7 separate regions of the Homo sapiens genome follow, and regions 1, 2, 4, 5, 6 and 7 are each linked to region 3. A link is a loop called in an ENCODE intact Hi-C map of the cell type or tissue named here. Cell type or tissue: HCT116. All regions are shown on one strand. Region 1 holds the start of PCDHA11 (protocadherin alpha 11). Region 2 overlaps LOC105378198 (a long non-coding RNA gene). Region 3 has its middle 11 kb from the start of PCDHB1. Region 4 holds the start of PCDHA13 (protocadherin alpha 13). Region 5 holds the start of PCDHA8 (protocadherin alpha 8). Region 6 holds the start of PCDHA10 (protocadherin alpha 10). Region 7 holds the start of PCDHAC1 (protocadherin alpha subfamily C, 1).

Region 1 (4,000 bases), 170 kb before region 3:
TAAAAGTCAGGCACAAAGTTCCTTAATCTTCAATTGATTTTACAAAATCAGTTAACAATAACTGTATTGAAATGACTTCTTGGTATTAGCCTATACCCAGATATTAGGCTGATCCTCAAAGATGAGTTCAAAGGGCGCATAATCTCTTCACTAGGGGCTGGTTGAGATGGTGACATCTGAAATATCACAGCCAAAATGCAAAAGATGGGTCATTGATTCATACACTATATCAAACTCTTTTATGACTTGGCGTTTGTTCAGTACTACTTTATATATTCACAAAATACTGTATTGTTGGAAATTAACACCTAAATTAACATATTGTTTTAATTCAAATATGTGATATTATCATTTTTCCAGAGTAAACCTTCTAAGGTTCATTTCCCTACCTCGCAAGACTCCACATTCCATGTAACATCTTCATCCCCAATTCCCATAATAAGGTGATTGAGGATCTGTTGTTTCCTTTTGTTCAAAATAAACCTGATGTGCTTCAAATATCATGTTGAATATACTGTCATCTGGTCTAATGTTATGTTTTGATTAGAGGCTACTATGATTGATTATTTTACAGATGCGTAATGGAATTAACGGTTATAAAAGTTGATATGTCTCCTTTAATTTTTTAATACAGAATTTTGCATTTACCTGAATTAGAGTTCTAGTGTTATGACAACATTGGGAAAAGAGTAAATATGAAAAAAGTAGAACAAAATCTCAAATTAATAGTTGAATATATATATAAAATATTAGCATACACATATGATAACTTTTTCATATGCCCTTGCAGTATTTTTAGATTGGAGATAAACCATCAAAACTATAGAACAAAATATTTAAGCTAGAGTGATATTTATTCTAAATCACTTTCTACTCTAAAATTTTGTTGCATCTTCTTTTTTTCCTCCTAAATCCTAAGGGTATATGAAAAGACAAAGAAAATTCAAGCAAGTTACAACTTCAGGCAAAGAAAACTCTCATAAGCAATTCCTGTATTTTACTTAGCATTTTCTATGAAATTCCATTTCCACAAGCACTAAGGTAATTTACCATTTAGTTGAATTGTTTGATTAATTTTCTATGTTTTAAGCACAATATCAGGTACTTACAGAAGGTATAATTAAAAATCACTTCCCTTGTTTTCCATGAACTTCTGCTCCCAAACCCAAAATTCTTTCAACAAGAAACAAACTATTTTCATGAATATAACTGAATTAGATTAAGGAAACCAATGTTGGTGACTTGGAAATACCAATATGGCACAAAGATGTTCAGGGTGATTTTATTTATTTTATAAAATGATAATAAAATTTATTTTATAGTTGAAAAGCCTATTTCTGTCATATCATTGATTCTGTTACATAAAGTGCTAAATTTTGATATCTCATATTATGCTACTATGGCTTACATTAGAAATAATATATGTCAAATAAAAACTCATCTAGATCAATAGACTTTTCCTTTGTGGATTCTTTTTTAAAACTACCAAGTTTGAGAATATGAATATATTTGTTTTTCATATTGTTCTGCAATGAATATAAAGTCACTTATAATCAGAAAGCAATTAAATGTAAATAACAGTAAAGAATGAGAACTATAGAAAATAGATATGAAAATGCAAGCCCACAGAGATGAGAATAGATCATGTGGAACATAAACACTAAAGAGCTGCTTTTATAAAACTTCAATTTTTTCTTTGAGTTCCCTAGCAGCCAAAGTAACAAGGGAGACTGAAAGTAAAACAATTCAAATTTGATAGTATTTTTATATGAGGAACAACACTTTCAGGAAATGTTTAACCCTAGTTTTTCATGAGGCCACCTTAACAACTGAATTCTCTTTCTCTCTCACTCTGTGTATAAGTATTTTAGATAAGTAAAAGAACAATGTTATAATGTTAAGTCAAACATAGACACAATAATTTAAATTTGATGTTAATCGAGAAATACAATGCCATTTCCATATATATTTAGTTTCAATATGACTTATAATCTGAATATTCCATAAATAAGCACGTTGGAAATATTTGGGGGAAGAAACCCAAAACACGTGAAATTCTGTGGTGGTAAATGCAGTGCACAGTACTCACAGTTTTAGGCGCAAGGTGTCGCTCTTTACTTGGTGGAAAGTTCATTTAAAGGTTGGTCTGAACAGTGAGGCACTCCCATACAAAGGAACTCCATCATACCGGATGCCACCGTTTAAGGATCCTTTGAAACTTCTTAAGAATTCAACGAGATTTTTAACCTGAAACTGAAGAATCTGGTACTGTAAGTGTAAAGAAGCTTATTTTGGAAGCCAATTTCGTATGCGATGTTTGGTTTTCAGAGAAGGGGATTGGGCACCCCACGACTACAGCTCTGGCTTCTCCTCCTCGAATTCTGGGAGGTGGGGAGCGGCCAGCTCCACTACTCCGTCTCGGAGGAGGCCAAACACGGCACCTTCGTGGGCCGCATCGCGCAGGACCTGGGGCTGGAGCTGGCGGAGCTGGTGCAGCGCCTGTTCCGGGTGGCGTCCAAAACACATGGGGACCTTCTGGAGGTAAATCTGCAGAATGGCATTTTGTTTGTGAATTCTCGGATCGACCGCGAGGAGCTGTGCGGGCAGAGCGCGGAGTGCAGCATCCACCTGGAGGTGATCGTGGACAGGCCGCTGCAGGTTTTCCATGTGAACGTGGAGGTGAAGGACATTAACGACAACCCGCCGGTGTTCTCGCTCAGAGAACAAAAGCTGCTGATTGCGGAATCTAAGCAATCGGACTCGCGTTTTCCACTAGAGGGAGCTTCTGATGCTGACATTGAAGAGAATGCTCTATTGACCTACAGGCTAAGTAAAAATGAGTATTTTTCTTTAGATTCACCAACAAATGGTAAGCAGATTAAAAGACTGTCACTTATTTTAAAGAAGTCTCTGGATAGAGAGAAAACTCCGGAACTTAATTTGCTGCTAACAGCTACAGACGGGGGAAAACCAGAGCTTACTGGCACCGTTCGGCTGTTAGTCCAAGTCTTGGATGTCAACGACAATGATCCAGAGTTTGATAAATCAGAATATAAGGTGAGCCTTATGGAAAATGCTGCTAAAGAAACTCTTGTGCTCAAACTAAACGCCACAGACCGAGACGAAGGAGTCAATGGAGAGGTAACATACTCCTTAATGTCAATTAAGCCCAATGGAAGACACTTATTTACACTAGATCAAAATAATGGAGAAGTGAGGGTCAATGGAACTTTAGATTATGAAGAAAACAAGTTTTATAAAATTGAAGTACAGGCTACAGATAAGGGGACTCCCCCAATGGCAGGTCACTGTACAGTCTGGGTGGAAATCTTGGACACCAACGATAACTCTCCTGAAGTCGCCGTGACTTCCTTGTCCCTCCCAGTACGAGAGGACGCTCAGCCCAGCACGGTCATTGCCCTGATCAGCGTGTCTGACCGTGACTCAGGTGTCAACGGACAGGTGACCTGCTCGCTGACGCCCCACGTTCCCTTCAAGCTGGTGTCCACCTTCAAGAATTACTACTCGTTGGTGCTGGACAGCGCCCTGGACCGCGAGAACGTGTGGGCCTATGAACTGGTGGTGACTGCGCGGGATGGGGGTTCGCCTTCTCTGTGGGCCACGGCCAGGGTATCCGTGGAGGTGGCCGACGTGAACGACAATGCGCCTGCGTTCGCACAGCCCGAGTACACCGTGTTCGTGAAGGAGAACAACCCACCAGGCTGCCACATCTTCACAGTGTCGGCGCGGGACGCGGACGCGCAGGAGAACGCGCTGGTGTCCTACTCGCTGGTGGAGCGGCGGTTGGGCGACCGCGCGCTGTCGAGCTACGTGTCGGTGCACGCGGAGAGCGGCAAGGTGTACGCGCTGCAGCCGTTGGACCACGAGGAGCTGGAGCTGCTACAGTTCCAGGTGAGCGCGCGCGATGCGGGCGTGCCGCCTCTGAGCAGCAACGTGACGCTGCAGGTGTTCGTGCTGGACGAGAACGACAACGCGCCGG
Region 2 (4,000 bases), 310 kb before region 3:
CGGCTTCAGGCACCCTCAAGGCCTCTTGCATTTCTCCCATAACTTTCTCCAAATATGTGTGCAGATTCTTTAATCCAGCATATATTCTAACAACATACTTGTGTATGTGTACATATATGTACCAAGATGTGTATCACTGCAGCTTTATGATAGTGAAACTTAAAACTAGTACATTTATACTTGAATATAATGCAGCTGTTACAATACAAGTGATTTAGGTTTATATGCAGTGACTGGAAGGATCTCCAAGACATGCTGTTAAGTAAACAATATCCAACAACCAAGATTCCCAGCAAGCCAAGAAAAACCTTATGTTTTGTATACAGTTAAATATACAGATTGAGGGAAAGGACTGGAAGGATACACATTGAAATATAAACAGTGGTTAATTGGAGAAAAGTAGGAATTTGGGGAAGAAAGATTAGCTGTTTACAGTGCACATAAAAATAATAGATGTTACTGTAGTATTAAAAATGGAAATAATTTTTAGGCCAGGCATGGAGGCTCACACGGGTAATCCTAGCGCTTTGGGTGGCCAAGGTGGAAGGATCTGTTGAGGCCAGTTCCAGGTCAACCTTGGCAACATAGCAAGAGCCTGTCTCTACAAAAAGACAAAACAAAACAAAACAAGAAAGGCTGGGCATGGTGGCTGAAGCCTGTAATCTCAGCCCTTTGGGAGGCCGAGGCAAGCGGATCACCTGAGGTCAGGAGTTCGAGACCAGCCTGGCCAACATGGTGAAACTTCCTCTCTACTAAAAAATATAAAAATTAGCTGGGTGTGGTGGCGCATGCCTGTAGTCCCAACTACTTGGGAGGATGAGGCATGAGAATCGCTTGAACCTGGGAGGCGGAGGCTGCAGTGAGCCGAGTTGTTGCCACTGCAATCCAGCTTGGGCAACGGCGTGGAGAATCCGTCTCAGGAAAAAAAAAATTAGTTGGGCATGGTGGACTGCCTGTAGTCCTAGCTACTGGGAAGGCTAAGAGGGGCGTATGGGTTGAGCCTAGATGGGGCCATTGCACTGCAGCCTGGGTGACAGGGTGACAGAGGGGTATTCTGTCAAAAAAAAAAAAAAAAAAAAGCGCCGCAGGAAGTTTCCCCTGGGGAGAGGATGTAAGGTTTATCTAGTTTAGCAGCGAAGTTCTAAGATAAGGTCTGAAATACAATTTACACCTTGTAAAGACTCCACTCTTATGACCCAAGCTCTACTTGTAAAAGTCGATTTGATCACAAAGTGACCCTGCGTGGTTGTTTTGGGAGCGCAAAAGCTGGAGGCAAAGGAGGTGGGGGCGTGTGGAGAGTTGTGGACCAGGTGACTGCTGAGGAGAGAATAAACCGGGGGCACAACCGCGGAAGAGCTCTCCAGGGGTTAGAGGAAGGCTGAGTACTTGTCACTGCTGTATGTCCCCAGATGGACACTCTGCAATTGCCTGGAGATAGCGGCGGATTGGACAGTCCAGGTCGCTGAGTCAAGCTAAAGCACCGTTGTTTTGACTCACTCTTTGTGACGTAGGTCTTTCTCACCAGTCAAGAAAATACAATCCGAAAGCAACCTCTGGGCTGGCTTTAGCTCAGCGGTTACTTCGCGTGTCATCAAACCACCTCTCTGGGTTGTTCGAGACCCGCGGGCGCTCTCCAGCCCTCTTACTGCTGAAGTTCAGCTCACTTTCCATAATAAAAGGATCCAGGGTTTCTTGGAGAAATGGCTGATTTTAGTAGTGGGCAGGAAATATAGAAATGGACACGGAGCACCTCGTAGTGCTAGAAAGCAAGGAAGTGCTTAAAATCCAAACACAACCAAACTCTTAACTTTTAAAGTTTTTTCAGTGTTCAGTAATGTTCACGTGTTTGTTCTAACAGTTACCTGTATATTTGTATCTTCTTGTCCTTTTTGCCTGAGGCCCACAGGAGTTTTTCTTTCAAATCTAATGGATGCTCTAAGATATACCTCAGACTTGATCATTCCATATAATTTTTCCTAGGTTTCCTTTCGATATGTAGACCCAAGTTTCTTTTATTATAGTTTTGAAGATTACATCGGTTCCATTGTTTTATTCTTCTTCAGGGACTGCAATGTATGTTGGATCTTTGCCTCTACACCAACGCCACTTTCTGTCTGATCCTTTGAATGGCTTTTTTTTTTTTCAGATGGAATCTCACTCTGTTGCCCAGGATGGAGTGCAATGGTGCGATCTCCGCTCACTGCAACTTCCATCTCCTTTTTTCAAGCGATTCTCCTGCCTCAGCCTCCTGAGTAGCTGGGACTACAGGCACATGCCACCATACCTGGCTAATTTTTGTATTTTTAGTAAAGACAGGGTTTCACCATAATGGCCAAGCTGGTCTCGAACTCCTGACCTTGTGATCCACCCGCCTCGGCCTCCCGAAGTGCTGGGATTACAGGCGTGAGCCACTGCACCCGGCTGAATTGCTTTCTTTTGATTTTATTTTTATTTTATTGGCTGTGTTAATACCTTTCCTCAATACCAGTTATTATATTTTAAGTAAAAGCTCTTCCTCTTCGAACATCTTATAATTTAGTTTTTTTTTCTGATTTTTTTATTCTTCTATTTCTCCTGCTTTTTTTTTTTTAACAAACTGTTTTCTTAGTTATTTCGTTCTTTGTCCATTTCTGTTCTGAGTTATTTTTCTGATTCATGGCATTTTTTTTCATGTTACCAAATTATTGTTTAAGGTTATTTAATTTTGGCTGGAATATTATGTTTCAGGTTTCTGGTATCATGTTGAGTTTTTTTTTTTTAGAAAATATAGATTTTCACTTAAATTTTTTCTATATAATATGTCTGCAATTTTCTGTGCATTTTGTAATATTTTATTTTCCAGTTTCAGCAACTGCAAATGAGGCAGGAGGTTGGGTGCCTTACCAGCTTTCTTAGTTCAAGAGTGCCCTCTTTTTTTAGAGTGGCGCACTGGCTGATGTCTTCTGATTTTGTGATTCTGTTTCATTTCTGTGGGACTCTTAACTTTCTTTTTCTTTTTCTTTTCGAGACACAGCCTGTCTCTGTCTCCCAGGCTGGAGTGCAGCGGCTCCATCTCTGCTCACAGCAACCTCTGCCTCCTGGGCTCAAGCGATCCTCCTGCCTCAGCCTCCTCCCGAGTAGCTGGGACCACAGGTGCGCACTACCTCGCCTGGCTAAATTTAGTATTTTATTTTATTTTATTTTTGTAGAGATGGGGGTCTCACCATGTTGCCCAGGCTGGTCTCGAGTTCCTGAGCTCAAGAGATCTGCCCACCTCGGCCTCCCATAGTGTTGGGTTTATAGGAGTCAGCGACTGCGCCCAGCCTGGGACTCTTACTCATTGCTTGCTTCGTTTTTCTTCACCATCAAGCCCTGAAGGGGTACCTCCCCTTCAAGTCGCCTCTTTCTTCCTGCCTTTCCTCTTGCCTTTGCAACATTGCCATTGCCAGTCTCAAACAATTTCACCCCCTTTTAAAATCTGTCTCAGTTCTTTCATCTACCAGATCTCGGACGTATTGTCAGTATTTCTCCACTCAAGATGGGACTCTCTTTTTCTGGTGGTGGTTTAGCCTTTCTGTGCCATCTTGGCTTCTCTTCTAGAGCATGGCTCTGTAACTGGATCTGCTGGTTTTGGATGTATATACCTGCTTTTATATAAAATGGGGTTTATAATTTTCTCTGTCTGTAAATTATATTGTAGCCATGGATGGTTTTATTCGTTCTCCTTAGTTTTGTTTGTTTATAGGATGTGTGGAGAGATTCAAATTTAGGTAACTGGTGTTGTTCTATAGGAATCTGGAAGCCAGAACATTTGTTTTTGTTTTCCATAAAAAATTTTAATTGTGGTAAACTACACAGAATATAAAATTTGGCATATGAACCATTTTAAAATGTTCAGCTCAGTGGTGGTAGGTACATTCACACCGTTTTGCAACCATCACCACTATCCATCTCCAGAACTCTTCATCTTTCAAAACTGAAACTCTATACCCATTAACTAATAACTCTCCACCTCCCTCTA
Region 3 (4,000 bases):
TGGGAGTCAAGGAAAGCTTCTTTAAAGAGACGTCATTAATCTGAGTTGACATATTAGAAGGAACATGTCATGCAAAGAGCTGGTGATAACCCACTCCAGGTAAAGAAAACAGCAAGCTCAAGGACCCCAAGACTGAAAAGAGATTGATTAATGTTCTAGGAACTGTTGGAAGGTCAGGGCAATTGAAGTGTGGTAATTGAGGGAGGAAGTGGTTAATAAGATTGGAAATTTAGATAGGATTTGTTTATGCAGGGCCTTGTAGGCCATATTAAGGAATCTAGATTTTACTCTCAATGCAATGGGAAGACATTGAATTGTTTTAAGCATGGGTGCAACATAATCTGTCTTATGTCTTTTAAACAAACTATCACATGTACTCCATAAATACATACAATTTGCATCAGTAAAATTTTTTAGTATATTTTTATTGCAATATACCATACTTAATATGCACAAATCATAGTGTGCAGTTTAATAGATTTTTGCAGTGAATACACTCATGTCAAGAAATAGAATATTACCAAATCCTGAAGTCTCCCTCATTCCCCATTCCAGTCTTTATCTCCATCGAGGCAACCACTATCCTCACTTTAATCATCTTAGGGTAGTTTATACAATTATTGAGCTTTAAATTAATAGAATCATAGAAAAATTTGTTTCTGATTTTTTTCCTGCTAAACATTGCATTATGTCTGTGAGGCTGATACATATTGTTGCATGTAGTAGTTTTTAAAAAATTGTCATTGCTGTGTATGTTACTGTATATGGCAACAACAACATCTTTATCCATTTGGATTGCTTCCAGGTTTGAGCTATGATGAACATTCTTGTCTATGTCTTTTTGTACATACACGTAGGCATTTCTGTTGGATGTATACCTAAGAGTGCATATCTACGGGTATGTTTTATTGAACTTTAGTAAATTGCTGCCAGCTTTTCAGAGTGATTGTAACAATTTACACTCCACCAGTACTGTGTGATAGTTGGAGTTGCTTCATCCTTTCCAAGGCTTGAAAATGTCAGCTTTTATTATTTATTTATTTAGCCATGCTCTTGGATGGATACAGGCTTTTAGTTGTGGCTTAAATTTCCATTTCTTTAACAGTTAAGGATGTTGTAAACCTTTTCATATGCTTATTGGCTATTTGGATATTCTCTTTCATTAAGTGCCTGCTCACTGACTTAGTACTTAGGTTTTAAAAAGATAATTCTTGTTTCTATGGGGAGATTATATTAGCCAATACTACTAGGCACTTGTTTGGATCTTGAAACAACATGAATAAATTTTGGGTGTATGCACTGGAAATTTACAAGTGCTCTTTTACAGGGGAAATGCTACAGAAACACAGGTGTGCTGCAAAACACCATGACAGTGCAATTTATCTGTAAAATTGGCCATGAAACTGTGAGTCAAATCATGCATTCTGAAAAGTGTTGATCTATCTTAAGATATCTTACTGTTGTCCTCTCCAATACCAACTCCAAGGGAATATAATACTATCTTATGAATTGAATTTATTAATAAAATGGTGTCCTTTAAACACAAGCACTACAGAAATTTAATGACTGAAGGAGAGAAAATGCAATACTGCATAAAATTTAGTTTAGTGCCTCCAGAAAAAATTAATTTTACTAGTTTGAAACCGAGTTAGACGAATTCTGAGACATAAATATGTGAAGGAGAAAGGACATGCTGAATTAATGGGAGTTCTGGCTGCCTGCCAGGGGGATTCTACAAAGTCTTACAATACAAAGTAAATCATCCCTCTGGAGCAAGTGGTATGCCCCTCCAGAATGAGGAGGGCTCCGCCCAACAATAAATTAACTTTGTACAGCATGCTTTATTGCTCTGCAATGCATTCTGGCAGGCTTGCTTTCATTGTCTCTTCCCTTGGGCTGGCTTGCTTTGCTTGTCTTTTAAAGATGACTCAGCCAAACTTTTAGTCTTTGCCCTCATCTTCTCCCTTTCCCTACTCCTCATCCTCCAATTTTTCTTCCCAGAAAGGCAAAGCCAGAGCAGAGCCCCTCCCTTTTGGTTATTGTTCCAGCTCACTGAGTATTGGCCCTGAGACGTAAACGGTTTCTTTCCTCTTTTCCAACTTCATGGTTTACATTCATTTTATTAGGCTACCTCTGGCCCTCTCAGTTCTCTGAAGCTAGTGATCCTAAATATCTATGGCGTCTGGGCATGGGGGTGCTTTTCATCCCCGCTTCCTACTGCAACAACCCCTGCAATCCCCTCTGCAGCCCCAAGCAAGGAGATCCGTGTCGTCAGGAGTGCGGTGCAGCCACACATCCAAGGCTGACAGGGCGGGCACTCTGCCAAGTCCTGCGCGCTGCTCGCCTTCCACAACACCTTCCTCAGCTTCGTCTGTATTTGAAGAGCTTAGTAAATTAATTTCCCAGGGGCAGAGAAGGGAGGAAGAGGGAGTGTCTGAGGGCTGAAAAATGCAGTCGACTCGCCCTCTGCTGGTTAAAGATCCGAATTTGTCGCCGCCAAAACAACGGGGAATGAGAAAGCAATCCATATGGTACGGAAAAATTACAACAAAAACTCGGCTTAATTTAACCCACCTGTGAACCTTAACTGCCTACTGTTCCTCTTTAGCGCTGCTTACTTCCCCAGCACTGAGATTTAATTAGATTGATTCTAAACGCTAGCCCCTGAACTCATTTTCATTTGCCCCTGGTTTCTGCCGTTCTAAAACGCAAATAATCCCCACCCACAAGTTCTCTTCTTGTCTAATTAGTCGCTAAGCAACTGAAGATAACAACTAAACCATTACTTCTAGAACACACTCGTGTTTCACTCCAGTGTCTTTGCCTTAAATAGTAATTTCAAGCGAACAACAACAACAAAAAAATCAGCTGCTGTTTGTGTTTCCGAGATTAATTAATTGGAAATCGAGAAAAAGCAAATGTAGTCCGTCCCAGTGCTGGTGTCTTAGGAAAGCTGACAGGCAGCTTTGTGCAAGCCGAGGTATTGGCCGCCATAACGCACACTGACTTTTGTACCGCCTTTGCTGTCTTACGCATTTTGTCGGAATAAACCAACACACGGAGGTTGGGTAATCTAGCCCCTTTACCCTGTACAGCAAGACAGCATTTACGAGTCACTGAGATTCTGGAGAGTAGAGAGAGAAAAACAACCACAGGATTTTGCAATATGGTGTATTATTTAATATCAGTCTGTTCCTCCTCCAGGCTAAAAATCCCAAAACAAGGGGTTCCTACCCCCCTCCACCTCTGGCATTGTAAATTAGCCAGTCACGCGACCCTTGGAACCAGTTGGGATTGGCCATTTCCTTTGTGTGGTGAAAATCTCTGCAGCGAGTCATGGGACCGAACTGGGCGGTGTCGCTGTCCGTGGCCATGGTGCTGAACTCTGGGCGTGGCCAGAGAGATTTCCTTTACATGACAGCTTCCGGTAGGGCGGGGTCGGGGTCGCGTTCCGAAAAGTGGATCCACCTGCCACCTGGTGGCAGATGAGGAAAATGCTATTGATAAAGTGTAAAGGGTTCTTTGGATTAAGACTTAAAACTTAAAAGACACAAATTGAAGATTTGGGGCGTCAGGAAGTGGTTTTTTTGAGAGATCTGCCTATTTTTAAAGAGAAATGGAAAAATTTAGAATTTTCAGAGTGATCTCTCGCTTCTACTCAAAATAATTTACGAATATGTTTAAATTTCTCCAAGCATTTTTTCCAACACATCTTGTAATCAAATAGGTATTTTTAAAGTATCTGTATATATAGGTATTTAGAAATATTTACTAAAACTTCCACAGGGTATATTTTACTGAAAGAAATACTAAGGAAGCACTATGTTGTTAGCCAAAAATATTCCAGGAAGCTTAGCCGAGAGTGCTACTCTGATCTCAGTTTCTGGAAGATGAAAAGTGTGACTATATTTAGGAATTGGTAAGAGGTGGTGGGAATTCTAGGATGAAAACTCTTGTTTTTTATTTTTTCCAAGCCTAATACATAAACTATCAGAGTGCT
Region 4 (4,000 bases), 160 kb before region 3:
GTGAATGACTCTAGAGTGTCTGGAAGGGCATATTTTAAATGGTTGACTATGTAGTCTAATTATGTGAAGAGGTAAATAAAGAAATGTAGGGCCAGATAGAAAGAATTAGAAGAGAAATACTATGTTAGTAAAAGTAATGGAGCAGGAGAGGATGATGAGGGTAAGAGAATACCAAATACTCTGCCTAAATTTTCAGAGGAGAGCAGAGCTATGGAAATAAACCCAACAGTCATTTCCTATAGAGTTGTGCACAGAACAGGCCAGATAATTATTGGAGCTATGATATATTTTTCATTACACCATTTGGCCTGGGATTTTGTGGCTTGGTAGAGATAGTTATAACAATAGATAAAAGTAAGATCCTCTTCCTCTTTTCCTTGCTAAAGATATGTTAACATCTTTGTCTAGCTGTTGTTTCTTGGAAAATTAAAGTCAATTTAAATGACGGCAAGGTTTTACTCAGTGATGATGAAGTAAGATGGAGAGAGAAAATGGAAACTTTAACCTCCTGGTTAAATTCTATTTAACCAGGACGCCGATTCGGGCTACAATGCGTGGCTTTCGTATGAATTGCAGCCGGCGGCGGTAAGTTAAATTCTATTAAATCAATAGGATATTAGTTCCAGGCATATTTTATAAAAACAGAATCCAAAACCTTAGAGCATTGTTGTGGCTAAATTATTGTGTTTATGCACATACACACACTCACATACAAAATCCCACACATATTGACTGAACACTTTCTTTTGAATATAAATATCTTATCTACATCTCAAGTCACATTGAGGGAAATTTATTAATATGATGTGCTTATTCAAAATCTGATATATCAGTTACCAATATTTTTCACCTTCACCGATTTTATTCTTATGTGATTGTTATGTTTCCTTTTGGAGTCAATGGCTGTTGTGTGAGGAGGTCTTGAAAAATATTACAGGAAGAGGACAGTACCACAAAAACCTACATGACTATGCAGAACTACCGATCAATTGTCCCAAAACGAGTGTCGAATATTCTTTGTCTTAAAGTTCTGCATGGAATTCTTACACATGGAAAAATAAATTTGTGGCAAAATGAAACTCATCAACCAATTGTCAGCTAATATAAAATGTTGAGCAGAATGCAGTGATTTGCTGTTTCTGGGAAGGTAAACATTTAATCTTCAATTACATATTTGCAGTGAAAATGTCAGGAAATGCAAGGGGCAAAAAAATACTACATCAATGGAAAATATGAAGACTGAGTCATACTTACACTTACACGTTCATGCGCATGGTGTCGCTCTTCACTGAGAACGTTTCCGCGAAGAAAGCCGCCGTTTCTTTCTTCCTGCAGAAAATATAGCAGAAAGCGGAATACCTCTTGCGAATCCTTCCGCACTAGGAAGCCATAAAAATTGGGCCTTGAGAGACAGTTTGAGGTAAGGCGTTGTATATATTGCAGATAGCTCTGAGGTTTTTGGAGTGTACCATGCTGTCTTCCTGGCAAGGAGGCCCAAGACCGCGGCAACTACTGCTCTGGCTTCTGATCCTCGCAGCCTGGGAGACGGGTAGTGGCCAGCTCCACTACTCCGTCCCCGAGGAAGCAAAACACGGCACCTTCGTGGGCCGCATCGCTCAGGACCTGGGGCTGGAGCTGGCGGAGCTGGTGCCGCGCCTGTTCCGGGTGGCGTCCAAAAGACACGGGGACCTTCTGGAGGTAAATCTGCAGAATGGCATTTTGTTTGTGAATTCTCGGATCGACCGCGAGGAGCTGTGTGGGCGGAGCGCGGAGTGCAGCATCCACCTGGAGGTGATCGTGGACAGGCCTCTGCAGGTTTTCCATGTGGAGGTGAAGGTGAGGGACATTAACGACAACCCGCCCATATTCCCTGAAAGCAAGAAACGAATAATCATTGCAGAATCTAGACCTCCGGAAACTCGATTTCCACTAGATGGCGCATCCGATGCAGATATTGGAGTAAACTCGGCATTGACCTACCGACTGGATCCCAACGATTATTTCACTTTGGACGCACAAAACAGTCTTGAGCAAATGTCTTCATTATCACTTGTACTGAGGAAAACACTGGACAGAGAGGAAATTCAGGAACATAGTTTATTACTGACAGCCAGTGATGGAGGTAAACCCGAGCTGACTGGCACAGTTCAGCTGCTCATCACGATTCTGGACGTGAATGACAACGCCCCGGAATTTTACCAATCCGTTTATAAAGTGACGGTGTTAGAGAACGCCTTCAATGGAACATTAGTGATCAAGCTAAATGCCACAGATCCTGATGATGGTACAAATGGAGATATAGTTTACTCATTTAGAAGGCCTGTATGGCCTGCAGTGGTATATGCATTTACCATAAATCCGAACAATGGAGAAATTAGGACAAAAGGCAAACTAGATTTCGAAGAAAAGAAATTATATGAAATATCCGTGGAGGCAGTTGACAAAGGAAATATTCCAATGGCGGGTCATTGTACCCTTTTGGTGGAAGTACTAGATGTAAATGATAACGCCCCAGAGGTTACCATCACTTCTTTGTCACTCCCCATCAGAGAAGACACTCAGCCTAGCGCCATTATTGCCCTAATCAGTGTGTCCGATCGTGACTCTGGCTCAAATGGACAGGTCACCTGCACCTTGACGCCGCATGTCCCCTTCAAGCTGGTGTCCACCTACAAGAACTACTACTCATTAGTGCTGGACAGCGCCCTGGACCGCGAGAGCGTATCAGCCTATGAACTGGTGGTGACCGCGCGGGACGGGGGCTCGCCTTCGCTGTGGGCCACGGCCAGCGTGTCGGTGGGGGTGGCCGACGTGAACGACAACGCGCCGGCGTTCGCGCAGCCCGAGTACACGGTGTTCGTGAAGGAAAACAATCCGCCGGGCTGCCACATCTTCACGGTGTCTGCTCAGGACGCGGACGCACAGGAGAACGCGCTGGTCTCCTACTCGCTGGTGGAGCGGCGGGTGGGCGAGCGTGCGCTGTCGAGCTACGTGTCGGTGCACGCGGAGAGCGGCAAGGTGTACGCGCTGCAGCCGTTGGACCACGAGGAGCTGGAGCTGTTGCAGTTCCAGGTGAGCGCGCGCGACTCTGGCGTGCCGCCTCTGGGCAGCAACGTGACGCTGCAGGTGTTCGTGCTGGACGAGAACGACAACGCTCCGGCGCTGCTGACGCCCGGGGCTGGCAGCGCGGGAGGCACAGTGAGCGAGCTGATGCCGCGGTCGGTGGGTGCAGGCCACGTGGTGGCGAAGGTGCGCGCGGTGGACGCCGATTCGGGCTACAATGCGTGGCTTTCGTATGAATTGCAGCTGGCGGCGGTCGGCGCGCGCATCCCGTTCCGCGTGGGGCTGTACACTGGCGAGATCAGCACGACGCGCCCTCTGGACGAGGTGGACGCGCCGCACCACCGCCTTCTGGTGCTGGTGAAGGACCACGGTGAGCCCGCGCTGACGGCCACGGCAACGGTGCTGTTGTCGCTGGTGGAGAGCGGCCAAGCGCCACAGGCTTCGTCGAGGGCGTCGGCAGGCGCTGTGGGTCCAGAAGCGGCGCTGGTGGATGTCAATGTTTACTTGATCATTGCCATCTGCGCGGTGTCCAGCCTGTTGGTGCTCACGTTGCTGCTGTATACTGCGCTGCGGTGCTCGGCACCGCCCACCGAGGGCGCGTGCGCGCCGGGCAAGCCCACTCTAGTGTGCTCCAGCGCGGCAGGGAGTTGGTCGTACTCGCAGCAGAGGCGGCCGAGGGTGTGCTCTGGGGAGGGCCCGCATAAGACGGACCTCATGGCCTTCAGTCCCAGCCTTCCTCCTTGTCTGGGTTCTGCAGAGGGAACAGGCCAGAGGGAGGAGGACTCAGAATGCTTGAAAGAGGTAAGCTTATATTTTAAAAAATTGTCTTAGTAAACACTTTAGCCTTCCTTGCAGTTGTTTGTTTAAGACATCTTTCCTGCCAATTTCAAATTATTCTTTACTTTAATTTTAATTTTGCTAGTTGTTATCGAATTTA
Region 5 (4,000 bases), 200 kb before region 3:
TTTTTATTGCTTTGCTTTTATGCTTACATGCATGTATATTTAAAACCTTCCTAGCATATTATTAAAGTTTTAAATATCCTATTTATATTGGGAAATACCTGAAGTTGATAGGGGATCCTCCTTAGCCACCTAAGCTGTATTCATCAATTATTATGATGATGATGATGATTATTATTTTTGAGACAGGGTCTCACTCTGTAGCCCAGACTGCAGTGCAGTGGCACAATCTGGGCTTACTGCAATCTCTGCCTCCTGGGCTCAAGTGATCTTCCTACCTCAGCCTCTCAAGTTGCTGGGACTATAGGCACACACCACCATGCCCAACTAATTTTTGTATTTTTTGTAGAGATGGGGTCTTACCATGTTGCCCAGGCTGGTCTCAAACTCCTGAGATATCGAGAAATACTATTTTCTTTACAAATTGTTTGCTACTATTTAGAGTCAACTACAGAGATTTTTTTGGGTAAATAATGTGATGACAAATTTAAATCATTTCACAGAAAATACCCTTATTTGCCTTTCCTATTTAACCTACGTTTTTGGTAAGAATTTTGTAGAAATTTGGAGGAGCTCTTAATTGCCTACTATGAAGGCATTCATGATGAATCCATGGAGAATTTACTTTTGAGGTGGACTTTGAAAGATGAATAGAATTTTGACAGAAAAAGATGAAGTAATAGAAGAAAAACCTTGAACAAAGAGTGTGCCAAGAAGGAGACAACATATTTTCTGTAAAATATGACTCCTATTGGAAAGTGGTTAGCCTTAGCACTGAGAAGATTGGCTCATGGTCACGTAGCGTATCTCCCAGATGGAAGTCTAATGTCTTGACAATTAGTCAATAGAAAGATAAACTTGTTGAAGATTTTAGTGAAATCGAGTGAAAGCTGTACTAATAAGGACAGAAATTATCACACGTGAAAGGAGAGATGGGATGTATACAAATTTTAAATATGGTAGGCAAAGGAAAAGAAGTCATAAAAATACATATGAGTAAATGTGGAGAATCACTATGCTATAAAAATTGTGATTTTTTAATGATTTGGGTTTTGGGTGATTATTGATTAGATATTCTTTTAACTTTGGTCGACTCATTTTCTAGGCAATGTTAGGGTATACAGGTAAAAATGTCAGGTAGAAAATGAAAATAGGGGGTTGCAGATATGGAGTTAAGAATACTTCAAATAATAGGCTAGTTTAAAGCCGTGGAAATAGAAACGTTAAATAAAAAGTTGGGGAAAAAAGTTTAAAGGCATAATTCTGGTAAATACTCACTTTTTGGAGCAGAAGAAAGATGAAGAACTAACAAGCCAATGATGGCAATACTGCTAGAGTTTGGCATGTCAGAGAAATCATAAAGGAAAATGTTTTAAGTGAGAGGCTGAATTTAACAAGCTATAGAGATATAGAGAAATAGTGTAAAGAATATGCACATACATTTTTATTACTTTAGTAAATAAAACGGTTCAGGCAATTTGACATTTATTGAATAAAGAAAAGCAAAAATTTAACAATAAGAACACAAGAAGATAAAATGTAGAAAAGTTAGAATTATATGCTCACCTCAGAGTAATATATACCAGTGTTTCTGGTGACCAAATAAATATTAATGCATTTCTTCCACACGAAACTATGGAGGACAGTTTACATTTCTGATATCCATGACATACAGGTCATACTTAAATTTATTATTAATTGATACGATATTTGAAATATTGGGAAGAAATTCCTTTCCTTATGAAGAAGAAATCCCTAGCTGAAACTAATGTAAGGAGCCAGACAGTATGAATGCCTCTGCAATTGATAAAGTTAAGGATTTACTATTAAATTATGATAAAGAAATAGAAAGTGCATAGAAGAACCCAGATATTGCGGAAGTAATTCATGTAATCATTACCTTTTGAAGCCACATGATGTCGCTGTCTACCAAGAAGTTCTGGTTGGTCAATGTTCAAAGTCTTTTCTCTGACAGCATCTGTCTCTAAAGGCCGAACAACGGGAGATGCAGCGGAATTGGATTAAAAGACTCTGAAAGTACAGTCGTTCATCTTTATATTAAGATAATATTTTCTGATAGGAAACGACTATTTAACATGGATTATCACTGGCGAGGAGAGCTGGGATCCTGGCGACTACTACTCTTGCTTCTGCTCCTCGCAGCCTGGAAGGTGGGGAGCGGCCAGCTCCACTACTCCGTCCCCGAGGAGGCCAAACACGGCACCTTCGTGGGCCGGATCGCGCAGGACCTGGGGCTGGAGCTGGCGGAGCTGGTGCCGCGCCTGTTCCGGGTGGCGTCCAAAAGACACCGGGACCTTCTGGAGGTAAGTCTGCAGAATGGCATTTTGTTTGTGAATTCTCGGATCGACCGCGAGGAGCTGTGCGGGCGGAGCGCGGAGTGCAGCATCCACCTGGAGGTGATCGTGGACAGGCCGCTGCAGGTTTTCCATGTGGACGTGGAGGTGAAGGATGTTAATGACAACCCGCCAGTGTTCCGGGTAAAAGACCAAAAGCTGTTTGTTTCAGAATCCAGAATGCCAGACTCTCGGTTTCCGCTAGAGGGCGCGTCCGATGCAGATGTTGGAGCTAACTCCGTGTTAACCTACAGGCTTAGCTCTCATGATTACTTCATGCTAGATGTGAATTCAAAGAACGATGAGAATAAACTGGTTGAGCTCGTATTAAGAAAATCCTTGGACAGAGAGGACGCTCCTGCGCACCACTTATTCCTGACAGCCACAGATGGGGGCAAACCTGAGCTCACAGGCACTGTTCAGCTGCTGGTCACAGTGCTGGATGTGAATGATAATGCTCCCACTTTCGAACAGTCTGAATACGAAGTAAGAATATTCGAAAACGCAGACAACGGAACAACAGTTATCAAACTGAATGCTTCTGATCCGGATGAAGGAGCCAATGGGGCAATTTCATATTCTTTTAATAGCCTTGTTGAAACTATGGTTATTGACCACTTTAGCATAGATCGAAATACGGGAGAAATAGTGATTCGGGGTAATTTGGATTTTGAACAAGAAAACTTATACAAAATCCTCATTGACGCCACGGACAAAGGCCATCCTCCCATGGCGGGTCATTGCACCGTTTTAGTGAGAATTTTGGATAAAAATGATAACGTCCCTGAGATAGCACTGACTTCCTTATCCTTGCCTGTACGTGAAGACGCTCAATTTGGTACTGTCATCGCCCTAATTAGCGTGAACGACCTCGATTCAGGTGCCAACGGGCAGGTGACCTGCTCCCTGATGCCCCATGTCCCCTTCAAGCTGGTGTCCACCTTCAAGAATTACTACTCGTTGGTGCTGGACAGCGCCCTGGACCGCGAGAGAGTGTCGGCCTATGAGTTGGTGGTAACCGCGCGGGACGGGGGCTCGCCTTCGCTGTGGGCCACCGCCAGCTTGTCTGTGGAGGTGGCCGACGTGAACGACAATGCTCCGGCGTTCGCGCAGCCCGAGTACACGGTGTTCGTGAAGGAGAACAACCCGCCGGGCTGCCACATCTTCACGGTGTCTGCGCGAGACGCGGACGCGCAGGAGAACGCGCTGGTGTCCTACTCGCTTGTGGAGCGGCGGGTGGGCGAGCGCTCGCTGTCGAGCTACATTTCGGTGCACACGGAGAGCGGCAAGGTGTACGCGCTGCAGCCGCTGGACCACGAGGAGCTAGAGCTGCTGCAGTTCCAGGTGAGCGCGCGCGACGCGGGCGTGCCGCCTCTGGGCAGCAACGTGACGCTGCAGGTGTTCGTGCTGGACGAGAATGACAACGCGCCGGCACTGCTGGAGCCTCGGGTGGGTGGCACTGGTGGCGCAGCGAGCAAGCTGGTGCCGCGGTCTGTGGGCGCGGGCCACGTGGTAGCGAAGGTGCGCGCAGTGGACGCCGACTCGGGCTACAACGCGTGGCTTTCGTATGAGCTGCAGCCAGCTGCAAGCAGCCCTCGCATCCCGTTCCGCGTGGGGCTGTACACGGGCGAGATCAGCACCACTCGTGT
Region 6 (4,000 bases), 180 kb before region 3:
CTGAGGCGAGAGAATCGCTTGAGCCTGGGACATTGAGGCTGCAGTGAACTGTGATGGCACAACTGCATTTCAGCCCGGGTGACAGCAAGATTCTGTCTCAAAAAAAAAAAAAAAAAGAGTAGTTTAACTACTCCCTACTTTTTATTCAATATTGGACATCTACATTGGGATATTTATGTTATCACTTGGTATAAAATGTACATTAGTAGAAATTGAGTTTAGTTTTTATTATTTTGTGCGTGGAGATGATTGATCAATGGCAAACTTATTTTACGCTCCAGATAGCTAAAACAAACGTTGATATTTTGATACATAACTCATTACATTTTAATTCAGGGTTTATAAAAAAGTAATCTCTAAAATCAGAATTTGAATGAATTTTGATGCAAGAGGCATTCCAGAGGAGTAGAGAAGTATAGAAACAGAATTTAGTAGGACACATAAACTGATGGATTAAGTGACACCCATTTCTGTCAGTTTTCTTATTCATAAATATTGTTGCTCTGTCATTCAGATTTTAATAAAAAAAGTTTAAAGTAATTGACACATTTAAAAATATTCTTTAGAAAAGTCAAAACATCATTAAATAAAATAAATTAACCCTTGCATAAGACCAATATGTCTGTTGTTAAGTTTTCCTTTCTTGGAAAGACAGAAAACTCAAGTTTTTTTCAGCAGCACAGATATATTACATTTTCATTCCTGAATATTTGATTTCAAGAACTTTGAGAGAGAAAAAAATATTTTTACTGCAAGTGGTGATGAAAAACTTCACTGACATTGATAAAATTACTAGATATATTTCAGAACTGTGTCTTTTGGGCATTTGAAAAGCGTAAATATAACAGGGTTGAAAGCATTTGCCTCTGAAAGCAGAAATAATAAATTTCTTAATTACTTTATTCAGAATTATAATTAAGATTCTTTTTGCCCGTGTAAGATATTATAAAATGAAACTTCTTGTATAAAGGATTTTTCTGTAATAGTACTTTTCTGTTTTCTTAAATACAGAAACCACCACTCTCAGCCTGTGCAGTAGCAATAATTAAGGCATTCTATAGGTAATAATTTTGCCTGATGAGCCAAATTTGGTATTGAGCCTCATGAAAACAAATGTGGCCAAATTGAGGCCTGAGAATAGTTTCCATTTATGAAGCACTCATTCTCCTTAAGGTACTATTGCAAGCACTTACTATATTATAATTCACTCAACCACCGTATTACTATTAGGCCAAAGTTATAAAATTGGAACATGAGGGAGGGAGAGGTTAAACGATTTTCCCAAGTCATGTGGCTAGTGAGTAGGATAATAGGAATCTAAATGGAGAAATGTCTGATGTTGAAGCTAATGATCTCTAAATTCTAGTGATGACTAGATCTTCGGAGTTATAAACACCTCACAGATAGTTGATGCTTGACATTAGTGTCTAAATAAACCTTATTAAATCTCAAAATAATGAGAAAGAGAAGTAAGTTAAGTGTCAGAACTTAAATGGAACTAAAGTTGTCATTTAATAAAATATTAGTATACTCAGTAGTATGCAAATATTAAGGGCATTTTGAAATTCGGCTATTGATAATCATGTGGTTAGGGAAGAAATCACTACTCTGAGAGTCTACATTTAAGAAAACATTGCACGTGGGATCAACATTTATTGTTATTAACTATAAAGAGACGTAATGTGAGGCTTTGAAAGTCCATAGACATAAAAATACGTAAAAAAAGAATTAACATATGAATGAAAGAAAAGTTGTGAACTCATGGAATCGTACTTACACCTAAAGCCACCGGATGTCGCTGTCGTCCACAAAATAGCTTTTTAGAACAAAGGCATCAGCCAGTTTCTCAAGGACTAGGAAGTAGCGTCATTCTGAGATCTCAGCCATTTCGATAAAAAATAGATATAAGAAATAGGACAGAAAATGTCAGATCGTATGTGCGTTCTAGACCGCTGATTCGTCGATTTGTAAAACAAGAGAAGGATAAGATGGTTTCCAGATGTAGCTGCCTGGGGGTCCAGTGTCTGCTGCTCTCGCTTCTTCTCCTCGCAGCCTGGGAGGTGGGGAGCGGCCAGCTCCACTACTCAGTCTACGAGGAGGCCAGACACGGCACCTTCGTGGGCCGCATCGCGCAGGACCTGGGGCTGGAGCTGGCGGAGCTGGTGCAGCGCCTGTTCCGGGTGGCGTCCAAAAGACACGGGGACCTTCTGGAGGTAAATCTGCAGAATGGCATTTTGTTTGTGAATTCTCGGATTGACCGCGAGGAGCTGTGCGGGCGGAGCGTGGAGTGCAGCATCCACCTGGAGGTGATCGTGGACAGGCCGCTGCAGGTTTTCCATGTGGACGTGGAAGTGAAGGACATTAACGACAACCCGCCCAGGTTCTCCGTAACAGAACAAAAGCTCTCAATACCTGAATCCAGACTGCTTGACTCTCGATTTCCACTAGAAGGCGCATCTGATGCGGATGTTGGAGAGAACGCATTGCTTACTTACAAACTCAGTCCAAATGAGTATTTTGTTCTTGATATTATAAACAAAAAAGACAAAGACAAATTCCCAGTGCTTGTTCTGCGGAAGCTGCTGGATCGTGAAGAAAATCCTCAGCTAAAGTTGTTGTTGACAGCAACTGATGGAGGCAAACCTGAATTTACCGGATCTGTTTCTCTGCTGATCCTGGTGTTAGATGCCAATGATAACGCCCCTATCTTTGACAGACCGGTTTATGAAGTTAAGATGTATGAAAATCAAGTGAACCAAACATTAGTAATACGGCTCAACGCTTCTGATTCGGATGAAGGAATAAACAAGGAAATGATGTATTCATTTAGCTCTTTGGTCCCACCCACGATAAGAAGGAAATTTTGGATAAACGAAAGGACGGGAGAAATAAAAGTAAATGATGCTATTGACTTTGAGGACAGTAACACTTATGAAATTCATGTAGATGTTACAGATAAGGGAAACCCACCTATGGTTGGTCACTGCACGGTCCTAGTGGAACTACTGGATGAAAATGATAATTCACCTGAGGTGATTGTCACTTCTCTGTCTCTCCCAGTGAAAGAAGATGCTCAAGTGGGCACCGTCATTGCCCTAATCAGCGTTTCTGACCATGATTCAGGAGCCAACGGACAGGTCACCTGCTCTCTGACGCCTCACGTTCCGTTCAAGCTGGTGTCCACCTACAAGAATTACTACTCATTGGTGCTGGACAGCGCTCTGGACCGCGAGAGGGTGTCGGCCTATGAGCTGGTGGTGACCGCGCGGGACGGGGGCTCGCCTCCGCTGTGGGCCACGGCCAGCGTGTCTGTGGAGGTGGCCGACGTGAACGACAACGCGCCTGCGTTCGCGCAGTCCGAGTACACGGTGTTCGTGAAGGAGAACAACCCGCCAGGCTGCCACATCTTCACGGTGTCTGCGTGGGACGCGGACGCGCAGGAGAACGCCCTGGTGTCCTACTCTCTGGTGGAGCGGCGGTTGGGCGAGCGCTCGCTGTCGAGCTACGTGTCGGTGCACGCGGAGAGCGGCAAGGTGTACGCGCTGCAGCCGCTGGACCACGAGGAGCTGGAGCTGCTACAGTTCCAGGTGAGCGCGCGCGATGGGGGCGTGCCGCCTCTGGGCAGCAACTTGACGCTGCAGGTGTTCGTGCTGGACGAGAACGACAACGCTCCCGCGCTGCTGGCGTCTCCCGCTGGCAGCGCGGGCGGTGCAGTCAGTGAGCTGGTGCTGCGGTCGGTGGTTGCGGGTCACGTGGTGGCTAAGGTGCGCGCAGTGGACGCTGACTCTGGATACAACGCGTGGCTGTCGTATGAATTGCAGTCGGCGGCGGTTGGTGCACGCATCCCGTTTCGCGTGGGGCTGTACACGGGCGAGATCAGTACGACGCGCGCTCTGGATGAGACTGACTCGCCACGCCAGCGCCTACTGGTGCTGGTGAAGGACCATGGCGAGCCGTCGCTGACGGCCACGGCCACTGTGCTTGTGTCGCTTGTGGAGGG
Region 7 (4,000 bases), 110 kb before region 3:
GAGCCCAGAAGTTTGAGACCAGACTGGGCAACAAAGCAACACGCTCATCTGGAAAGGAAGGAAGGAAGGAAGGAAGGAGGGAAGGAAGGAAGGAAAAAAAATTTCAAACATACACAAAAGTTGAGAGAATTGTGTAATTGACCCCAATGTACCATCACCCAGCTTCAATAATTATCGATACTTTTAGGCAGGTTTCTACCAGAAAATATGTCCTGGAAACTTTAATTCTTGATCTGTGTTCAGATTTTGCCTTTCAAATGTTTCATTATTGGGGCTTTGGACATATTGCACCTGTATTAAAAGAAGGATTTGAGTGAGGAATTTAGTGCTTCATAGTCAATAGTCAATGAGTCTCCTTTTGGCTCGCCTCCTTCTTAGGGAAAGGAACTGGTTGTAGGGTGTTAGGCAGAATTTGGGTGTATCTGTTGTGGCTCAGAGATGTTTCTCATAGAACTGATCACTGTCCCAATATCCACGCAAAAGACCAAATTAAAAGCGAGGAGAAATACCTAATGTAAATGACAAGTTAATGGGTGCAGCACACCAACATGGCGCATGTATACATATGTAACAAACCTGCACGTTGTGCACATGTACCCTAGAACTTAAAGTATAATAATAATAATAATAATAATAATAATAATAATAAAGCGAGGGTGGGTATCTAGCCTATTCTTATCCTGCCTCATGGTGTTTTCTAAATATTTACAGAAAGAAAATTTACAGAGTAGTTTCCTGGTCAAACTCTAATGAGTATCTCAGTACTTTCCCCTCCACTTCTCACGTCTTCTTTGGGGACGGGTCGTCAAGTCTTTGAGTTTCTAGTTATTGCTATTGACTGGTTTATAACCTCCTCTTTCACCCAGATCGTCAAGGGCCGTTTGCAAAGCACTCCCAAGTAGAGCCTCTTGGAGAAGGAGAAACTGCTATCACGCAAAAAAAAAGCCTTGAGCTCGCTGGCTCCGCTGCCTCGAAAAGCCAGAGTCCGGAGGCAGTTTGATGCGGACACTATTCCCCAACCTTCTTCCCCTCCTTGTCGTCTCTATTGCCCTCTTGGCAGCTCCTGGGATACAAGAGGGTGCAGGACAGACTTCAACCCGCAGCAGGATCCAGCGCGGAAAGCTCTGCAGCAGGATCCAGCGCGGAAAGCCCCCCGCAGCACTTCTTTCGGGGGGCTCCTGTTTCCTTAAGCCTAGAAGGTGTGGTCGCTCACGTTCACCGTCCCGCCTCTCGCCGCCTCCGCTCGGCAGCTCCACGCTGAGTCCCGCCCTCTCCGCCGGAGAGGTGCGCCGGGGTCAGAGCGCCGGGACCCGACGCGCGGCTCCCAAAGGGCGGCAGGAAGAGCCCAGCTGGGCTCAGCCACAGTTATCAGCAATCTGCGGGCAGAGGATGTGGAGGTTAAGATCTGGGCAGCCTCAGGGCGTTGTCCTAGAAAACACCGTTTAAGGAGAGAAGTGTTAGTGTCTCGGGGCGTCTCCCAGGCTCCGCCCTGCGCCCGCAGCCAGCGTGGTGGTCGAGACCCCAGCCCGCTGCTACTGGAGACAGCACCTCTCGCGCCCGGGCGGGCGGCCTCGTCTCTGCACCCCTAGGCGGCGCTGCGCTCCTCAACACCCGGCCGGCTCCGCTTTCCCAGACGGCTGCCCAGCCTCCAGCCTAGCAAGCCCGGCTCCCAGCTGGCCAGCCCCGGCAATGCCGGCGTTCGGGAGGCGCAACGTCGGCGGTCGCTGAGTATCCAGCCCGCAGCAGTGACGGCCGGCAGGAGCGTGCTCTTCCCCGCGGCTCGTGCTCTCCAGGAGTCCGGAGCATGGTCCTGGGTCACCGTTGGTGTAGCGTGTTGGTGGAACGTGGACGCCTAGAGGGAGGATGGTGGGCTGTGGGGTGGCAGTTTTATGTTTGTGGGTTTCCTGCGGCGCTGCAGCGGGACAGCTCGAGTACTCAGTGCCGGAGGAGACGGAGCGGGGCGTAGCCGTAGGCAATCTCTCCGCGGACTTGAGGCTGCCAGCGGCCGCTATGTCCTCGCGGAACTTTCGCTTCCTTTCCAGCCACCGCGAGCTCTACTTCGGGGTGGATCTACCCAGCGGCAATTTGGTGGTCAGAGAGCCGGCGGACCGCGAACAGCTGTGCAGGGCCAAAGCTGCCTGCGTCTTGACCTACGACCTGGTGCTCGAGGACCCGCTGGAGCTGCACAAGATTCGGATTCACGTCCTGGACACCAATGACAACTCACCTCTCTTTCCTGCCGGCGACGTGCAGCTGCACATCCCCGAGTTCCTGACGCCCGGAGCCCGCTTTACTCTCCCGAATGCCCAAGATGACGACGAGGGAAGCAATGGGATACTAAGCTACAGCCTAAGCCCCAGTCAGCACTTTCGCCTGGACATGGGATCGCGGGTTGACGGCAGCGAATACCCGGAGTTGGTGTTGGAGAAAGCACTGGATCGCGAACAGCGCGCCACCCACCTGCTGGTGCTTACAGCTCGGGACGGCGGGCTACCTGCCCGCTCAGGAGACGCACAAGTCACCATCATTGTGGTGGACACAAATGACAACGCGCCTGTATTTGAGCGCTCCGTATACCGCACCAAGGTTCCAGAGACTGCACCCAATGGGACTGTGTTATTCCGAGTTCAAGCCTTGGATCCAGATGAAGGGTCCAATGGGGAAGTCCAGTACTCCCTAAGCAACAGCACGCAAGCAGAGCTGCGACACCGCTTTCACGTGCACCCTAAAAGTGGGGAGGTGCAAGTAGCTGCTTCACTAGGTCCGCCTGAAACGCTCTTGGAGGCATACATTGAGGCGAGGGACGAAGGTGTCTTTGGTTTAGCTAGCACCGCTAAACTGCTGGTGGAGGTGACTGACGTGAACGATCATGCCCCCGAACTGGACTTCCTGACTCTTTCGAACCCAGTACCTGAGGACGCTGCCCCTGGCACAGTGATTGCTCTCTTTAGTGTAAAGGATGAAGACCTCGATTCTAATGGTAGGGTCATTTGTGGCATGTCTAGTGCAGGCCCTTTTCAGCTGACGGCTTCCTTTGACAACTACTACAGCCTGCTGATTGATGGGCCCCTGGACCGGGAGCAGATCAGTGAATACCAAGTCCTGATCACGGCCTCAGATAGTGGCTCACCCCCACTTAGCACCCGAAGGACAATCACTGTGTCAGTTGCTGATGTGAATGACAATACACCAAACTTTCCTCAACCCCAGCAGGAACTTTTCGTTGCTGAAAACAATGGCCCTGGGGCCTCTCTAGGCCGAGTGTTTGCCCAGGACCCCGACCTGGGGAAGAATGGCCTTGTCTCTTATGAGCTGTTGGATGTTATCTCTGAAGGGCCATCAGCCTCTAGCTTGCTGGCAGTGGAATCATCCAGTGGGGCCATCACTGCCAAAACTTCCTTTGACTTTGAGCAGCTCAGGGGGTTTCATTTCCAAGTAGAAGGCCGGGATGGTGGCATTCCTCCCAGAAGTGCAACAGTGACTATAAACTTGTTTGTGGTAGATAGGAATGACAATTATCCGGTTATCTTGTTTCCCTTGCCCAGAAATGGTTCTGTCCCAGTGGAAATTGTGCCCCGCTCTGCCAGGACTGGACACTTGGTCACAAAAGTGGTAGCAGAGGATGCTGACAGTGGTTCTAATGCCTGGCTTTCCTACCACATCTCCCGGGCGTCTGACTCTAGTCTCTTTAGAATTTCAGCCAATATAGGTGAGCTCCGTACTGCTCGCTTAGTTCTTCCCACTGATGCAGTTAAGCAGAGGGTGGTGGTAGTGGTTCGGGACCATGGAGACCCACCACTTTCCTCCTCTGTCACTCTGGGTGTGCTGTTGAGCAACTCTGTCCCTCAGTTACTTCCAGACTTTGAAGATGTCTGGGAACCAGGAGGGCAGCTTTCTGCCCAGAACTTGTATTTAGTAATTGCCTTGGCTTGTATTTCCTTTTTATTTCTGGGGTGCTTACTTTTCTTCGTGTGTACCAAGTTGCACCAGAGCCCAGGCT

What was found. A loop is a pair of places that touch in the nucleus more often than their neighbours do. Peaks named below come from ENCODE experiments on the same cell type or tissue, not always from the same donor. Only the 100,000 strongest peaks of a DNase experiment are listed, where the experiment ranks them.
Region 1: it touches region 3 in a loop (6-fold over the local background); 31 of 110 quality-filtered maps call a loop at or near these places.
Region 2: a loop joins it to region 3, with 7 times the contacts of the local background. A loop is called at or near these places in 5 of 110 quality-filtered maps.
Region 4: it touches region 3 in a loop (12-fold over the local background); 34 of 110 quality-filtered maps call a loop at or near these places.
Region 5: a loop joins it to region 3, with 9 times the contacts of the local background. A loop is called at or near these places in 24 of 110 quality-filtered maps.
Region 6: a loop joins it to region 3, with 6 times the contacts of the local background. A loop is called at or near these places in 28 of 110 quality-filtered maps.
Region 7: it touches region 3 in a loop (10-fold over the local background); 29 of 110 quality-filtered maps call a loop at or near these places.

What each region holds. Positions count from the first base shown.
Region 1 is chr5:140,866,791-140,870,790 of GRCh38, forward strand. The region is part of intron 1 of PCDHA1 (protocadherin alpha 1); the gene reads left to right. The region is part of intron 1 of PCDHA2 (protocadherin alpha 2); the gene reads left to right. The region is part of intron 1 of PCDHA3 (protocadherin alpha 3); the gene reads left to right. All of the region lies in intron 1 of PCDHA4 (protocadherin alpha 4), which reads left to right. It also overlaps PCDHA5, PCDHA6, PCDHA7, PCDHA8, PCDHA9 and PCDHA10, and 3 more genes. RefSeq lists enhancers at 3,280-3,955, 3,956-4,000. In HCT116, CTCF peaks have their summits at 2,108 and 2,797 (motif pointing right); DNase peaks (open chromatin) are centred at 2,131 and 2,791.
Region 2 is chr5:140,724,603-140,728,602 of GRCh38, forward strand. All of the region lies in intron 1 of LOC105378198 (a long non-coding RNA gene), which reads left to right. It also overlaps VTRNA1-3. Among named protein-coding and RNA genes, the nearest start is that of ZMAT2, 26 kb to the left of the region's middle. RefSeq lists an enhancer at 1,342-1,636. In HCT116, no CTCF peak of the experiment used is centred here; a DNase peak (open chromatin) is centred at 1,549; H3K4me3 peaks cover 1,037 bases.
Region 3 is chr5:141,037,902-141,041,901 of GRCh38, forward strand. No RefSeq gene overlaps it. Among named protein-coding and RNA genes, the nearest start is that of PCDHB1, 11 kb to the right of the region's middle. RefSeq lists enhancers at 2,585-3,519, 2,715-4,000. In HCT116, CTCF peaks have their summits at 2,461 (motif pointing left) and 3,496 (motif pointing left); DNase peaks (open chromatin) are centred at 2,410 and 3,360; H3K4me3 peaks cover 1,415 bases; H3K27ac peaks cover 400 bases.
Region 4 is chr5:140,880,799-140,884,798 of GRCh38, forward strand. The region is part of intron 1 of PCDHA1 (protocadherin alpha 1); the gene reads left to right. All of the region lies in intron 1 of PCDHA2 (protocadherin alpha 2), which reads left to right. All of the region lies in intron 1 of PCDHA3 (protocadherin alpha 3), which reads left to right. All of the region lies in intron 1 of PCDHA4 (protocadherin alpha 4), which reads left to right. It also overlaps PCDHA5, PCDHA6, PCDHA7, PCDHA8, PCDHA9 and PCDHA10, and 4 more genes. RefSeq lists an enhancer at 2,961-3,545. In HCT116, a CTCF peak has its summit at 1,924 (motif pointing right); a DNase peak (open chromatin) is centred at 1,923.
Region 5 is chr5:140,839,229-140,843,228 of GRCh38, forward strand. All of the region lies in intron 1 of PCDHA1 (protocadherin alpha 1), which reads left to right. All of the region lies in intron 1 of PCDHA2 (protocadherin alpha 2), which reads left to right. All of the region lies in intron 1 of PCDHA3 (protocadherin alpha 3), which reads left to right. The region is part of intron 1 of PCDHA4 (protocadherin alpha 4); the gene reads left to right. It also overlaps PCDHA5, PCDHA6, PCDHA7, PCDHA8 and PCDHA@. In HCT116, a CTCF peak has its summit at 1,918; a DNase peak (open chromatin) is centred at 1,923.
Region 6 is chr5:140,854,061-140,858,060 of GRCh38, forward strand. The region is part of intron 1 of PCDHA1 (protocadherin alpha 1); the gene reads left to right. The region is part of intron 1 of PCDHA2 (protocadherin alpha 2); the gene reads left to right. All of the region lies in intron 1 of PCDHA3 (protocadherin alpha 3), which reads left to right. The region is part of intron 1 of PCDHA4 (protocadherin alpha 4); the gene reads left to right. It also overlaps PCDHA5, PCDHA6, PCDHA7, PCDHA8, PCDHA9 and PCDHA10, and 1 more gene. In HCT116, a CTCF peak has its summit at 1,783 (motif pointing right); a DNase peak (open chromatin) is centred at 1,811.
Region 7 is chr5:140,925,030-140,929,029 of GRCh38, forward strand. The region is part of intron 1 of PCDHA1 (protocadherin alpha 1); the gene reads left to right. All of the region lies in intron 1 of PCDHA2 (protocadherin alpha 2), which reads left to right. The region is part of intron 1 of PCDHA3 (protocadherin alpha 3); the gene reads left to right. The region is part of intron 1 of PCDHA4 (protocadherin alpha 4); the gene reads left to right. It also overlaps PCDHA5, PCDHA6, PCDHA7, PCDHA8, PCDHA9 and PCDHA10, and 5 more genes. RefSeq lists enhancers at 1,853-2,410, 2,972-3,483. In HCT116, a CTCF peak has its summit at 1,576; DNase peaks (open chromatin) are centred at 1,010 and 1,612; H3K4me3 peaks cover 1,524 bases; H3K27ac peaks cover 1,194 bases.